2 separate regions of the Homo sapiens genome follow, and region 2 is linked to region 1. The links are chromatin contacts, found by Hi-C or POLR2A ChIA-PET in ENCODE. All regions are on one chromosome and are shown on one strand. Each heading gives the region's core, a stretch centred on a gene start or an enhancer-like site at or near the end of the contact. The rest is flanking DNA. Distances are from core to core; before and after follow the strand shown. Region 1 has its middle 47 kb from the start of CHST11. Region 2 overlaps CHST11 (carbohydrate sulfotransferase 11).

Region 1 (7,576 bases), core at 1,426-3,925:
TCTAGTGTCACGAAGAATGCACTTCCACACTAATATCAGTAACGTTGTGTGCAGAGAATAAATATAAGGTGTTTGGGTTTCTTGCCATTCAACCAGTTTGTTAGGCCTGTGACAGAAGCAGCAACTTGGGGTTGAAATGGTTTGTCTTCAGAGCTGTAGGGGAACCACGTCTCTTAACAAAGGTGATATAGTCCAGTAGCATATGTTTATTTATGTCCAATGATGTACTGATAAATGTATAACAACCAGCTTTCCAGTGGGAGAAGGAGCTCTGACATGTAGCATTGGCCAATTACTGTGGTGTAAATACTCCCATCATGGCAGATTTTAAGATACCAACCCTACATCATGAAATACACATTTGGGACCAGAGGCATGCAATTGACTCTCTCATGCTGGAGTCAGCCAGCTCTAGCACATCACTGGATATTAATTCTATGGTATATTTATTTATTTATTTATTTATTTGAGACAGGGTCTGGCTCTGTTGCCCAGGCTGAAGTGCAGTGATCTTGGCTCACTGTAACCTCCACTTCCTGGGCTCAAGTGATCCTCCCATCTCAGCTTCCCAAGTAGCTGAGATTATAAGTGCACACCACCACACCAGGCTAATGTTTATATTTTTGTAGAGATAGGGTTTTGCTATGTTGCCCAGGCTGGTCTTGAACTCCTGAGCTCAAGCAATCTGCCCACCTCAGCCTCCCAAAGTGTTGGGATTACAGATGTGAGCCACAGTACCCAGAACATACACATATTTATTGAGGGCCTCTTGTGTGCCAGGCAGTGTCCCAATTGCTGATGTGACAGCAATGAATGAAACAGGTGGCCCCTGCTCTAGTGAAATTTAGATTGAGTAGGAGAGACAAGACAACCACCAAAGGAACTGGTAAATACATAACACAATGTTGAGGAGTGGTGAGTGACAACTGGAGTGGAGTAGGAGGGCAGGCTGGGATGGGGTGAGGGTGGGAGCTCTTTTGCATATAGTGGACATGAATGTCCTCCCTAAAGGGTGTCATGAGCATAAATTTGAATGAAGTGAAGGAGAGAGTTTGTGAGGATTCCTGGGCAAAGAGCATTCTAGGGAGAAGGAAAAACCAACATCAATTCTATGAGGTGGGAGGCAGGAGGATGCCTGGGGGTTGCTTTTAATCTGTGTTTCTGAAGGTCTCAAGATCTGGGAAGTCTGGGGTATCTTCTAAGATGACACAGATATATTTCTTTTCTTGCTCTGCTCCAGTGAAGCATTCTTGCTCTAAATTTCAGCAGGGCTTGAGACCTGGGGGTGACCCATGACTCTCCCTCCCTCCATTTCCTGCAGGATATGATATTCTCACATTTCTTCTCATGTCCTTGCATACCTGCAGCTCATTTGATTTCCTTGTAGACACTGGCTCCTGACCTCCTCATTCCTCTTACATTGAAACTTATGCCCCCGCCTGGAATGGCAACCCGGGGGGGAAAGGGTTTGTTCACTCCTGACTTTCCGTCCCCTAGAACAGTGCCTGCCTCACAGTCAACACTTGGTAAATATTCATTGAATTCATTAACACAGGAGATGCAAGCATCTAATTATTTCATTAGGACTTCCAGTAAGGTCTTGCCTGAGCTAGGAGCCCACGCCCTCAATGCTGTATCCCCCTTCCTGACAGTTTTCTTTGCTGTTCTGCACTGACACCCTTGCCTGGAGGTAGACACTCATAAACACTGTGGAATGATTGACAGCATGGATATTGTTTTATTCTACATTACGTCTGTTTTTATCCTAAATTACTTTTATTCCTTCTTCATAGTATAGATAGGACATTCTATTGATTTTTTTTAAATTGTGTGTGCAGGAAGGTAAAATTATCTGTAAATTTCATTTCCACATAGTGAAGGAAGCATGGAAATCTTTTGTTCTCTAAAGGGGCTGCCATATCTGAGAGGCATAAGAATGATAGGCTGGACAGAATGATTTTCATTAATGGACTATTTCAATAGGCCCTAGGGGTCACCTTGAGCATTCCTGAAGCCACAAGAGAACTACCTGGATAGTTGACCACCAGGGGAAGTGTTGGGGACATTGGGAAACTCAAGGAAGACTGCTGATGACGTCAATGAGACACATCCCAGACAATGGCAGGGCTTCCTTTCTGGGCATGTCCAGTGCACACGGGCTGGAATCATGAGAGGGGACTTTCAGCTCCAGTGCTTTTAGAACCTGTTCAACGATTCGGAGTGGGGGTTTGAAGTGAGTTTCTCACTTCATGCCACATTTGATCTTCAGTGCACAAAGAAAGTACAAAGCCAGAGAGGTGAGCCAAGAGGCAAAGGCCCTTTACTCTGGGAGCTAAGTCTTGTTGGGTTTAAGCATGGATCAGTCTTCTCAGTGCTAATGATGAGATCGGGAAGTGTATTGATATTGCAGGTGTTTTAAGCATGAAGATGAAACAGACGTTTCTTTTTATCTATTCATCAGTGACTAGAAAAGTCTCTCGGCTCGGGAGATTTTGTTGTTTTATTCTATTTTTTTTTTCCACACTGACTTCTTGTGTAAAGAAACTCATGGCAGCACCTAATCTTCAGAAATAAGTGACTGGCAGCTCAGTGTTGAGAAATTATACTAAGGACGGGCACTGTGGGACTATCACTGGCCCTGTCTGGGCCATTTGGCAGTCAGTCAAGGCTGGAATAGTGAGTCACCCTCGGGGTTAGAGATAAGGAAGCTAGGCTCAGGGAAGAATGGAGTTGCCTGGGACCAACCTTCTGGTAAGAGACAGCCCCGGGCTGGGACACAAGCTTCCTGACTGCTGTTATCTTCTTCGCGGAGTTGATAGAAGGCAGGAGCTGGATTGTGTGAGTGTTCTCTCCAGAGAGACAGAACCAACAGGGAGTGTGTGTGTGTGTGTGTGTGTGTGTGTGTGTGTGTGTGTGTGTAGAGAGAGACTTTAAGAAATTGGCTTTCACAATTGTGGAGGCTCGATAAGTCCAAAATCTGATGGGATAGGCCAGCAGGCTGGAGACTCCGTGAAAAGTTGCAGTTCAAGTCCAAGGTCAGCCGGCTGGAAGAATTCCTTCTTGCTCCGAAGGTTGGTCTTTGTTTTATTCAGGCCTTCAACTGATTGGATGAGGGCCACTCACATTATAGGTGGCAATCTGCTTTACTCAAAGTCCACCAATTTTAATGTTAATCTCATAAAAAAAAATACCCACCTTCACAGAAACATCCAGAATGATTGACCAAATATTTGGGCACCATAGCCCAGCCATGTTGACACATAAAATCAATCCTCACACACACCTTAATTTTAAAATGTGTTTTAAATAATAGTAAATGCAATAGATATTCAGTATAGAAATTTTAAAATTGCAAACAAATATAAAAAAGAAAACTTTCCACTTCACCAGGGTGCATTGGGATATTGCCTTAAGAATTAATTCTAGGCATACTTACACTATAATATTTTCATACCTCGGAATGGTGTCATTTCACAGTAGTGTTTTGCAGCTTACTTTTTTCACTTAGCAAGACTCTATGAATTTTTCCCCAGGTTAACAGATGTCATTCCACATCCTGATTTTTAATGTTGGCACAGCATCTGTCTGATGCCAGCTGTAGTGAATGGCTTTGCTCCCTGCTCGACATCCTTCCTCCTTTTTCTGCTAACAGCATCAGATTTTCTTTTAGGGATCTCCCCTGCCCCAACTCCCAGGCCATGTGGTTCAGGTGGGGCTAAATCCTACCTCCTGAGCCCTCTTTGGCCTAGGACCAAAGTCCTCAATATTGAGAAAGAGGGCCGGGCACAGTGGCTCACACCTGTACTCCCAGCACTTTGGGAGGCTGAGGCGGGTCGATCACCTGAGGTCAGGAGTTTGAGACCAGTCTGGCCAAAGTGGTGAAACCCCATCTCTACTAAAAACACAAAAATCAGCCTGGCGTGGTGGCGCCTGCCTATAATCCCAGCTACTCAGGAGGCTGAGGCACAAGTATCACTTGAACCTGAGAGGCAGAGGTTGTGATGAGCCAAGATCACGCCACTGCACTCCAGCCTGGGAGACAGAGTGAGATTATCTCAAAAAAAAAAAAATTGAGAAAGAGGGTTCTTTTTTCCAGGTTGTTAGGCTGGTTCACTATAGGTCTGGAACTGCTGGAGGCCATTTTTGTCAATACGTGGACTTGGTCCTAAAGATGAAGCCAGAATGGAGGAAAGCAAATAAGAGAACTGGAGAGAAACAGATTCCTGATTACATATTATAGTTTGAACACCTGGATCCAGCCATGCCTGAAGCTATTCTCCTACACTTTTCCATTATGGGAGATAAGTTCTCCCTTTCTTTGCTTAAGCCAGTAGAGTTGGATTCTGTCACTTTACCTGCAAAGAGTTCAGAGTCTTATTTGAATATGGTATCACTCTACCTGACATATCCCAGTACATGACTGTATTATTTTCTGTTTTTGTTTTTTTCTTCCTGGCAATTTACCCACTATGAGCAAGATGTTACAAGGGGATTTGGAGATTATAAAAATGACTAAGAGGCCAGGCATAGTGGCTCATGCCTGTAATCCCAACAATTTGGGAGGCTGAGGCAGGAGGATTGTTTGAGCCCAGTAGTTTGAGACCAGCCTGGGCAACATAGTGAGACCCTGTCTCTGTAAAAAATAGAAAAACTAGCTGGCTGTGGAGGCATGCACTTGTAGTCCCAGCTACTTAGGAGGCTGAGGTGGGAGGATTGCTTGAGCCCACAAGGTCAAGGCTACAGTGAGCTGTGATCGTGCCACCATACTCTAGCCTGTGCCACAGAGTGAGACCCTGTCTCAAATAAAACAAAACAAACAAAAAATAAAAAACTAAAGTAAAAATGACTAAGACATACTCTTGGACCTCAAATAGTTTGATTCAGTAACTAGGGCCAAGTACATATTAGTCACCTAAAAGATTGTAAATTTCAACAGCTTATAAGGATCAAGACAGGCTTCCTAGAGGAATAAGCACTAGGCATTGACCTCAAAAAGAGGGAGAGATCATTTAAAATTCCTTTTCATGGCCTATAAGGCCCTATGTGGCCTTGTCCTGGCCACAGTTGTAATGTGCATATGTATTGCCTGGGATCTTACTAAAATGCAAATTCTGGGTGTGGTGGCTCACGCTTGTAATCCTAGCACTCTGGGAGGCTGAGGCGGGAGGATCACTTGAGGTCAGGAGTCCAAAACCAGCCTGGCCAACATGGTGAAACCCCGTCTCTACTAAAAATATAAAAAATTAGCAGGGCCTGGTGTCGGGTGCCTGCAATCCCAGCTACTTGGGAGGCTGAGGCAGGAGAATTGCTTGAACCCCAGAAGCAGAGGTTGCAGTGAGCCGAGATGGCACCAGTGCATTCCAGCCTGGGCAATAGAGCAAGACTCTGTCTAAAAATAATAATAATAATAATGAAATAAAATAAAATAAAATGCAAATTCTGATTCAGTAGTCCTCTGGTGGTGCCAAATTTCTGCATTTCTAGCAAGTTCCAGGTGAGGTGGGTCTGTAGGCTGCACTATGAATGGGAGGATCTGGCCCTTCCTCCTCCTGCATCATCTCCCACCCCGACCCCTCTGCTCAGCCCCAGGGACTCCTTTCTGCTTTCGCTGCACCTGCAGCTCTGCCACACCTGCTGGCCTCCATGCCTGGATTGCTCTTCCCTGAACCTTCTTACCTGGGGCTTCTCTTCCATCTCAGCTCAAACGCCAAGGCAGCAGCCAGGCCACTGGCGGCGCCCATTTCACATGGGACTTCCCCAGCACTCATGCTTTTCAAGCCTTTTTCACATTATGGCAGAGGCAGAAACAGTACTCTGTGTGGCTTGCTGGCCTGAATGGATAAGCCAGAGGGGGTAGCGGAAACTTCCAGGGGCTCCCCATTTTGCACATCTGTAATCCACTCACAGCGCATGATCAGGAAGGTCAGCTGAACCTGTTTTACCACTTTCATAGCAATTGCTGGGATCTGTGATGATGGCGTTGATTGACTTGTTCACTGCCTGCCTTTTCCAGTAAAGAATAAAGCCCTGTAACACACAACCCCGTTCCATTGCTCTCTCTTCAGTGGTGTCTGGCATGGCAGGCACTCAACAGACCCTCCTCCTGAGAATTTCCAGCAAAAGGAATATCATGAGCAAAAGTGGGGAATGGAGTGAGTCACACAGATCAGCTGCAGCCTGAGCACAGCATGTGTGGGAGGTGATAGGCAGTGAGGAAGGCGGTGATGAAGACCCGATGCTTAATCTGGGAGGTGATGGGGAGCTATGACCAGATGTGATTGGGGCTACCGAGGCGTGTCCGTCTGGCTGGTGGGGACAGGGAGAGGGAGAAAGTAGGCCAGTCATATGGTTTGGCTGTGTCCCCACCCAAATCTCATTTTGAATAGTAGTTCCTATAATCCCACGTGTTGTGGGAGGGATTGGGTGTGAGGTAATTGAGCCATGGGGGCGGTTACCTCCATGCTGTTCTCGTGACACTGAGTGTGTTCTCGCAAGATCTGATGGTTTTATAAGGGGCTTTTCCCGCCTTCGCTCTGCCTTTCTCCTTGCTGTCGCCATGTGAAGAAGGATATATTTGCTTCCCCCTTCTGCCATGATTATAAGTTTCCTGGGTTCTTCCCAGCCCTGTGAAACTATGAGTCAATTAAACCTCTTTCCTTTATAAATTACCCAGTCTGGGGTATGTCTTTATCAGCAGCATGAGAACAGGCTAATACAGCTGGGAACAGGGCGCCAGTAGCCACCAGACAGCTCTTCAGGCTCCTGAGGTGAAAGTGGGTGTGGCCGTGGAAAGGGAAGGACGGAATGCATGCGAAGGGTGGGGGCACCGGGAGCGAGGAGGATGGTGGGAGGCACGATTTGGTGGTGGAGTGGGGAAGAGACCAGGGCTGTGGACTTAAATAGGGAGGTTTCAGACCAGAAACAGGAGGTGTTAGGGAGACGCAAGTTCTGAGGGGAAACTTGAGTGAAAACAGAAGAATTCTTCAGCTCACTGATTCTCATTTGGAGAACTGGTTGAGTTGTATCACCTGCAGTCTCAGATTTAAGAGAAGGGTCAGCTGGCGACACTGACCCCCCCATACGCAGAGGGGACCCGGGAGCCCAGCAGACCTCAGAGTCGCCCAGGTGAGCCCCTCCCAGCTGCGCTTCACTGAGGCATCACCTACTGGCTCCGAACTTCAGTTTCTCAGATGTAAAATGGGGTGATAAGTGGGCCTTGCAGAACAGTTGTGCAGTAGAGAGAGCTTGTGCAGGTGGGTGACTCATAGCAGGACGCGGTGTGGGGTAGGTGTCCTGGATGTCATGTTGGGCTGCCCAGGCCCCTCCAGGACCAAATCACTTATTGTCCCAGTTGTTGGACTTGTTGGTAGCTGATGGCTAATAGCTGCATCCCCACACGACCTTGCCTCACCCCAGGACATCTCCTTCCCTGGGGTCAGCCACTTTGGATGGGCTAGGCCCTCTGCTGTGATTGCGCCATCATCCAGCCTCTCCCTCTTTCCAATCCTGTATCCTTGACTCCCCTTACAGGACAGGTTTTGTGTAGTCCCCAATAAATGTCCTGCATGCAAATCTC
Region 2 (7,576 bases), core at 1,283-3,782, 110 kb after region 1:
TCTACCTTCTATCCTATGCCTAAGTTGATCATGGAGCAAAATGTTCCTGTTTGTTCTTCCTTCTAGAGTTACGAATGGTAAAAAGGCAATAACTGATGTTTACTGAGCACTTCTTATGTGCTCTAAGCTCTCTTCATGCATTCTCTTTCCCCCCTTCCAAATCCTCTCCATCATAGCTGTTACTGCCACTTAAAGATGAAGGAAGAGCCTTGAGAGGTTTAGTAACATTCCCAGGCTGAGTGGTTAAGTAACTGGGGGAAGCTGGAATTTGATCTCTGCAGCCTTTTTTGTCTGTAAAATCTTGGGTGCACTGTAAGAGAAGCCCAAGAATTGTCCAGCGAAATTAAAACTGCACCCCAAAGTTCAGCGCCTGGGCTCCATCCTCAGAGCCTTTTATTGCACCCGCGCTTGGATGGGTGTCTTGAAGCCGATTTAATCCTGGTCTGTCTACACAGGGGAGCAGCAAGCTGTTGACAGCCTCATTTTATGGTCATCAGTGCCCTCTTCCTTCTGAAGCTTGTCAATTTTAATGTCTGGAGAACCAGGGGGTGGTGTAGGGGCTTCCAGACCCCTGTTTGCAATCATCACTTGTACACCAGAGCTTCTCACACTTAGATGCATGTGGAATTCCCTGGGGTTGGAGTTAAGTTGCAGGTTGTGATTCCATAGGCCTGGCCTGGGGTCTGATCCTGCATTTGTAACCAGCTCCCGGGTGATGATGTGGAGGTGGGTGTCCTCTGGCCACACTGAAGTCCCTAGTTCTAGATGCCATCACCCTCACCCTACTTCAGAGGCTGTACCAAATTCTTAGAAGAGAAATTTTGCCTCAAAAGCGACCTGGGAACCTGACCTCAGGAAGAATTTCATCTCTGTGGGAATGTGGAATCGGAGTGATAGAGGTGAATGACAAGGATGTGGTGTTCCTTAAGCTGACTCCTGATGAGCTTGGCGAAATGAAGCCAGACATTTTATAATTGGTCCCTTTTCTTTGTGTAGTGTCTAACACTTTTTGAATACCTACTGCATGTCAGTGCCTTTTCCCACTGAGGATCGTACTGGATAACTTTGGATCTAAGGTCGCTTTGGCAGTGAGAAGTTCCCGCCTCTGAGTCAAGACCACCTTTGAGTCCAGAAATGGTGGCTCACGCCTGTAATCCCAGCACTTTAGGAAGCTGAGGTGGGAGCTTGGCCCAGGAGCTCAAGACCAGCCTGGGCAACATAGTGAGACCCTTACTTGACAAAAAAATAAAAAAATTAGCCAGGCGCAGTGGCACGTGCCTGTAGTCCCCGCTACGTGGGAGGCTGAGGCGGGAGGATTGCTTGAGCCCAGGAGTTCAAGACTGCAGTGAGCCATGATTGTGCCACTGCACTTCAGCCTGGGTGAGAGAGCGAGACCCTGTCTCAAAAAAATAAACATAAAAATAAAGACCACCTTTGAGTTAGCAAGTATGACAGGAGCGCGTGAGTAGGAAGGAGGGAAGATTCGGATGATACACATGTTATCATGCTGTATTTCCTTCACTAATTATATGGGCTCGGTAAGGGATATTCAGAGGTTGTCAGTTGCCTTTGTGCCAGATTCAGTTGGACTCTGATAAAGACCTAGGCAAATACGATGTCTGTGCACCGTGTTCTGGGAAGCACTTTGAAGGACCCCGGGCAGATTCACTGGCATAGTTAATACACCCCGGACTTTCCCTCGCCCTGCATATGGTGGCTTATGAGAAGAAAGCGAAGACTAGAAAATCATTTGTGTGTCACTTTGCAGGAAAAACACTTCAGGTAATGAGACAGGATTTGAGTGGGAAGGTGATTATAACCAACCCTTCATTCATTTTCTACAAAATAGTCAACATGCAGTCTTCCAAGCTGCATAATGAATATAGCATCCTTTAGCTGGGGATGTTGGGAGGATTTATTTTTTATCTGTGATCCAATATTAATTTGCCTTAAACAAAAGAAGCAATTTACTGTGTAATTCTGAGGTTTATGGTGTTTCTACTAAGTCCTTTCATCTTTGAAAGATGGTGTTATGCATTTTAATAGAAACCATTTTTTTCTTAAAATCTTTTCTTTTTCTTTTTTTCTTTCTTTTTTTTTTTTTTTAACTCTTTCTTCTCTTCAGTCGGATTATAGAGTTGGAGCAAATGTCATGATGAACTTTGAGGCCTAGGCCTGGACTCTTGAGGTGTGTGTGTGTGTGTGTGTGTGTGTGTGTGTGTTTCTTTCTCCATAATAGTCCCAACCCTAAACAGGGGTATGGCACAGTACTTCTTATGAACAAAAGTGCTATTGGTCTACAAGGGGACTTGAGCCTGCACTAATTGTATTTGATTAGGATTTTTGTGCTGTCTGTATGATGTTTAACCACACTGTCAATTACAGACTTCCTTTAAGGAATTTCCAGGAAACCCCCTTACCATAAGAGTTTAAATTAATAGTTTGCTAGTTTAATGACAGCAGTTGGTAAAGGAAGCACCTTTCAGACCATTAGCTAAAGCCAACTTCCTTTAAACTTAAAGGAGGGCACAGCATGATAGATGGAGATCTGCCCCAGTGCGTCATCATAAATGCCTCGAGGCAGCCACAGGATGGGTTTTGACCTCAGTGGGGATAGGTTTGGTTAGAGGGTTGGGTAGAACCCCCTAACCTGTAGAAGAATCTAGAAAAGTGAGATGAACGCCTTTCTCTTAAGGCTGTCACTTGTCCAATTCCAACTCCCTCTTTAGTAACCACCTCCCTGCCTCCCAGCGAAGTGACCCCAGGGAGCCGGTTATTATGGCCCTGCTTGATGGATAATTACTGGTTGAGGCTTGATTTGACACCAGCATTTTGCATGATAGCCTGTTAGATTTGCTTGGCTCAGATTGATATTTTCATTCCTCTAAGGCTGCAGCATGGAAACATGGTTGAGTGGGGTTTGCCAAGATGGGATGATTTCCTGTGCTGTGGCAGGACCAGGACAGCTGTTCTGAGAACTGTTTCGGCAAAGCCTTCACAGTTGGTTTTGTTGAAGGCTTTTCTGCAGGTGCAGGGTTGGTTCCTAAAGGACAGTAGTCTGGTTTTCCTAGGAAACTACTTATGGAGAGTGCGTGTGTTTAATTTAGGAGGCACAGCTGTGCAAGGGACTGGGACTCCATCAGGGAACGGGGTGCAGGAGCTCCATGTTCCTTATGTCTTAGCTTCATTCCTAGTTGCTGGCGTCGGAACTGATCAAAGTTGTCTGTTGTCTTTCTGCACACCCATGCTACAGGCAGTAAGGGATGAGGCAGCAAAACCAGTTCACTGCTCATCAGCTGGGGAGGCTTCAGGACAGTCTCTGAACTACTGAGCATTAGTTTCTTTATCTGTCCAATGGGCCCAATGGCACCTGCTCTGCTCATCTCTCAGGATCTTACATGCCACATAAGCTAATGGAGAAGTAAATGCTTTATAAGCCTAAAGGAATGGACATGGGTGCATTCAGTGAGAGGCAGTAGGACTAATGGTTAGTGATTAGTTTGCTAAGTAGGAGCAGCAGTTGTTAGTGTAAGAAGGGCGGGTTAGTACATGGGTGGTGGTCAGGAGGAGCACCACTGCTGCTGCTACTTAGCCACTTGTGTAACCTTTTTTTTTAAACAAAACAAAACAAAAAAAAACAAACCTCTCAGTCTGCTATAGGATAGATTGTTCCAGCATCTGAAATTGCAAAGCACTTCTTGAAGGGGATTCTTAGGATGGCGTAATTTTGTTCACTCATAGGATCTTCTTCCTGGGGCATGATCCTAGCCATGTTCAGGATAAGCCCTGAGCATCAAGCTGGTGCAGTGAAGTGTTCTGTGGCTGGAGGCTAAATCTGTCCCAGGCTCACAGCATGGGAGCGGGGATGGCAGGGGCTTTTGAATTCCCTTGAGGGCACTTGGCCTTTGCTTGTATCTGCTCAGGAAGTCAGACAGTCTGCAGCCAGTGGCGTGTGCAGCCACCCCTTCTGTTCTCTGACCCTGGAGGCTTGTGGTCCATTTGTTTTAAAGGTGACTGTCTGATATTCCTTTGGAATACGTGAGTCCGGTGGGAAAGAATAGAACATATTCTGAATCTTAATGGTGGATTTAAAAAATCTATTTAGAGAATCTGAGCACTTAATTAGACATGTCTTTTTTTCCCCAGCTGCCCTAATTAAATAGTAATCATAATAAGGATAAGGATAATAGTTGATCTCAGTATCCTGTCTCCCAGTGAAGTTGCTCAATACATATTTGTAGATGAATGACTTGGAGATCCAAAGGAAGGTTCAGAGATTTGCCATTGTATTCGAGTCTACCCTGGTGGGACCTTTAAGGTGAACATTCTTCTTCTCTGGGCCTCCACCTTTTCCCTTCCCATATAACTATTTTCTCCTTATCTGCATGCTTTTCTGCAATGCATATCCGCAACAGGTGAGCCTGGGTGAATATGATTACATGCAGGTTGGTTTTTCTCCCTTCTTTGTGGTCCGCGTTTTGGGATTAAATCCCCCTGCAGACTTTTGTCTGGTCAGCCTGGTTGTGACTGTGGATCTTGGTTTCGTATACTGTCAGAGATGGCAAGGAATTCAAAGATGATGTCGTTTTACGTCTTTATTTTATAAACTCGGGCCCAAAGTGAAATGACTTGCCCAAGAATACACTGAGTGAGTGAGGTGGTCATAGAGAGCTAGCTCTCCTGACGCTTAGCTCAGACCTAATTCCAGGAAGGTGACTGCATCTAGCTTCTGCCCCAACACATCCTGGGAAGAAATGGTATCCTGCTAAGAGAATGAGGGCTGGATGGAGGTGTCCTGCGTAACGGTGTCAAAGTACTTCACTCTGTCCTCTGGGGATCCCACAGTGATTCTTTGATTCTATGCCCACTGAGGAAAAGTTGATTTGAGTCTACTCCACTGTTTGATTGAAATGGGCCTCTTCTGTCCCCAGCCTGGTGAGTCGTATCTTGTTTCCCTGCCAGTGGGCATTTTCTGCCTTTATCCCCGCTCATGGCTGCTGAATGGGTCACCCAGGCTGGGGCAGGCTGAACTACAGGCTAATGAAATTGTTTGGCCTAGTTCCTGCTTGGTGGTGAAATCTCAGACAGGATCTTATCACCCTCTCTGTGCCCGGAAAATTCGACTCTCCTGGAGCTTATAAAATTGGGATGTCTGTTTCCACTAGCATTTCTTTCCCAGTTATATTAATCAATAATGTGAAATTAAATCAAGAAATTCCTTATGCCGGCACTGGCTTCTCCAATACATTTATCTCTGTATTCTAGTATTTGCTTTGGCTCTTTTTCTCAGAAGGGGATTTTTCCACACAATTTAGGAGCACAGAGCGAACTTCCTGGGAAAGCCTAGAAATTCAAACATCCTTAGCTGCATAAACTTGGGAGTATCAGTATATCTCACTGAGCCGTGTTATTTTTAATCTGTAAAATGGGCATCAGTGTGCCACCCTTGCAGATGTTGTAAGGATTACATGAGATTGTATGGTGTGTAGGATACACCTCACTTCGTGTTTGGCATTTAGTGGGTCTTCATGTGGAGGTCCGAGCTTTCAAGACAGCCTTTTGCCTGATGTAGATGTATTTACGTGTATTGGTGTAGGGTTCTCAGGCAGGCTTGATCATCAGAATTACCTGGTGTACTTTAAAATAATCCCAGCATGAGCATCAGATACCAGGGTTCCCCCAGACCACTCACTCATCCGAATCTCTGGAGATGGGCCCTATGTTCCATCATTTTATTTTATTTTTCTATTTTTTTTCAATATTTTTGTAGACGTGGCGGGTGGAGGGCTGGTCTTGCTATGTTGCTTGGGCTGGTCTTGAACTCCTGGCCTCAGGCAATCCTCCTGCCTCAGCCTCCTAAAGTGCTGGAATTACTGGTGTGAATCACTGCGCCTGGTCCTATCGCATCATTCTGAAAGGCTCCCCCTGTGCTATTTTGAATCCTCAGCCACATTTGGGGACCTCTGTAGGATGGGTTTTATTTTTTCTCATCATCCTTGATAAAGGCAAAATGGTGGTATGGTATAGAGACTTGAGGATTTCAATCTGATCATTTTTTCATGCTTGATTTGGGCTCTGTTCACAGCAAGTTTGTTGGGATAGGTGGGGTAGGAAAGGGGGACAATTTAAAAATAATCGTCTAATAAGAGAAGCTGTGATGCTTGACTAATTAGAAATGGAGAATTTGCTTCTTAAAAAGGCAATCTTCATAGTACTAAAGACAACCAGATTATATCTGTTCAGGCCACCATAGGGTTTGCCTTCAGATGCAGAAACTTATCTCTGAGATGGCTTTAAGATGGAGTGGTGAGAGTCCACATTGAGTTTCCTATCTGTTTCCAGATGTGTGGGTGGGGTTTCTTGTCTCTGTCTCTGTCCCTCCTCCTCTGGCTGGCTTAATACTGGGAGAATTCTTTTCGCTTCCTGGAGGACCCACATGCTTTGGAGTGAGGGAAGCCAACTTGAATTCTGGCTCCAATCCTTAAATCCCATCTGGAAGTGTCATATAGATGGGATCTGTTCCCAGCTTGGAATCTACCTGGGTATAACCTGGCACTCAACGTGTGGCCTCAGATGTTTTTGTTGAGCAAAGAGAAATATATCAGAGAAAGATGAAAAAAACCCCAAATCAGGAAATCTGTCCATTTCCACTTCCTGATTCTGTGACCTTCAGCAAGTCATTGAACCTTAGAGAGTGAGCCTTGGTTCCCTTATTTGTGAAATGGAGTGCTCACATTCCTTTCCTTAGCTTTCTCAAGTGAAATAATATTTTATGTAAAAATGCTTTTGTAAAACCGCAGAGCAGCCTCACCCTTACTGTAAAAGGAATATTTTGTTGCTTGTTAGAACACTGGCATTTACTCAGCATTTTTGCTGGTTGTTTACCTGTTATCTCTCTCTGTGTTAAACATGGAAAATTATTTGTTTATAAGTTTTCTTTCTGCTTTTTAGTCTTCTGGGAACCCTGCAGTGCCTAGGCACTTTGAGGAAGGGTTTTCTGGAATTTCACATGGGTTTCACCTCACCCTATCCACATAGCTTGTCTTTAGAAGTCCCTATCTCCCTGTGTTTTCTGGGGTGAAAGACAGAAGCTCTGATCTGCAACCTCAAAGCTGCAGTGTTCAGGAAAGCCAGATATTTTTGTTTTCTTTCTTTCTTTTTTTTTTTTTTTTTTGCCTCTCAATTGGAGTCATATAGTGCTGCAGCAAGACTTGTTTTCTGGATTAGTTACTGACCCAAAGTATTTTTCTTGCGAATAAATGTTGCTTCCCACCACAGTGACTCGAGAATAGGAAGGACACATGGAGAGGATTATAAATAGGTTTTGGTGCCAACAGATAGGGCAGCCTTCCAGAAAAATTATTTGCATTCACCATGTGTTTGTTAAATGGGCAATTATGGAGTGTACAGTTGCTAGCATTTGTTTGCCTCTCCTTGGGAAGGCGATAGTTCAGTAGTGGCCTGCATTTGACCCTTAGTCAGAGAGCTAGTGGGCTTTGCAGCTAGTTCATTCATTTGTCCTAATCCAGGATGGACTGTTTAAAAATATATATCCAGCCAGAAAACAGACATAGAC

The links. Hi-C counts contacts between places; a loop is a spot of excess contacts on that map. ChIA-PET counts read pairs that join two places held with the same protein, here RNA polymerase II (POLR2A).
Region 2: a map of endothelial cell of hepatic sinusoid shows a loop between it and region 1 (2.6-fold over the local background). The contact joins two enhancer-like sites. A Hi-C loop is called at or near these places in 1 of 168 maps with a recorded cell type or tissue (endothelial cell of hepatic sinusoid). POLR2A ChIA-PET finds 5 or more read pairs at or near these places in 2 of 52 experiments (HEK293T and OCI-LY7).

Annotation. Positions count from the first base shown.
Region 1 is chr12:104,406,061-104,413,636 of GRCh38, forward strand. No RefSeq gene overlaps it. Among named protein-coding and RNA genes, the nearest start is that of CHST11, 47 kb to the right of the region's middle. RefSeq lists an enhancer at 6,236-6,295. Within about 2 kb of position 2,676, at least 13 of the 41 ENCODE cell types and tissues checked have a DNase peak (open chromatin) inside an H3K27ac peak, as active enhancers do.
Region 2 is chr12:104,516,884-104,524,459 of GRCh38, forward strand. The region is part of intron 1 of CHST11 (carbohydrate sulfotransferase 11); the gene reads left to right. Among named protein-coding and RNA genes, the nearest start is that of CHST11, 64 kb to the left of the region's middle. RefSeq lists an enhancer at 3,567-3,616 and a silencer at 6,448-6,742. Within about 2 kb of position 2,533, at least 5 of the 41 ENCODE cell types and tissues checked have a DNase peak (open chromatin) inside an H3K27ac peak, as active enhancers do.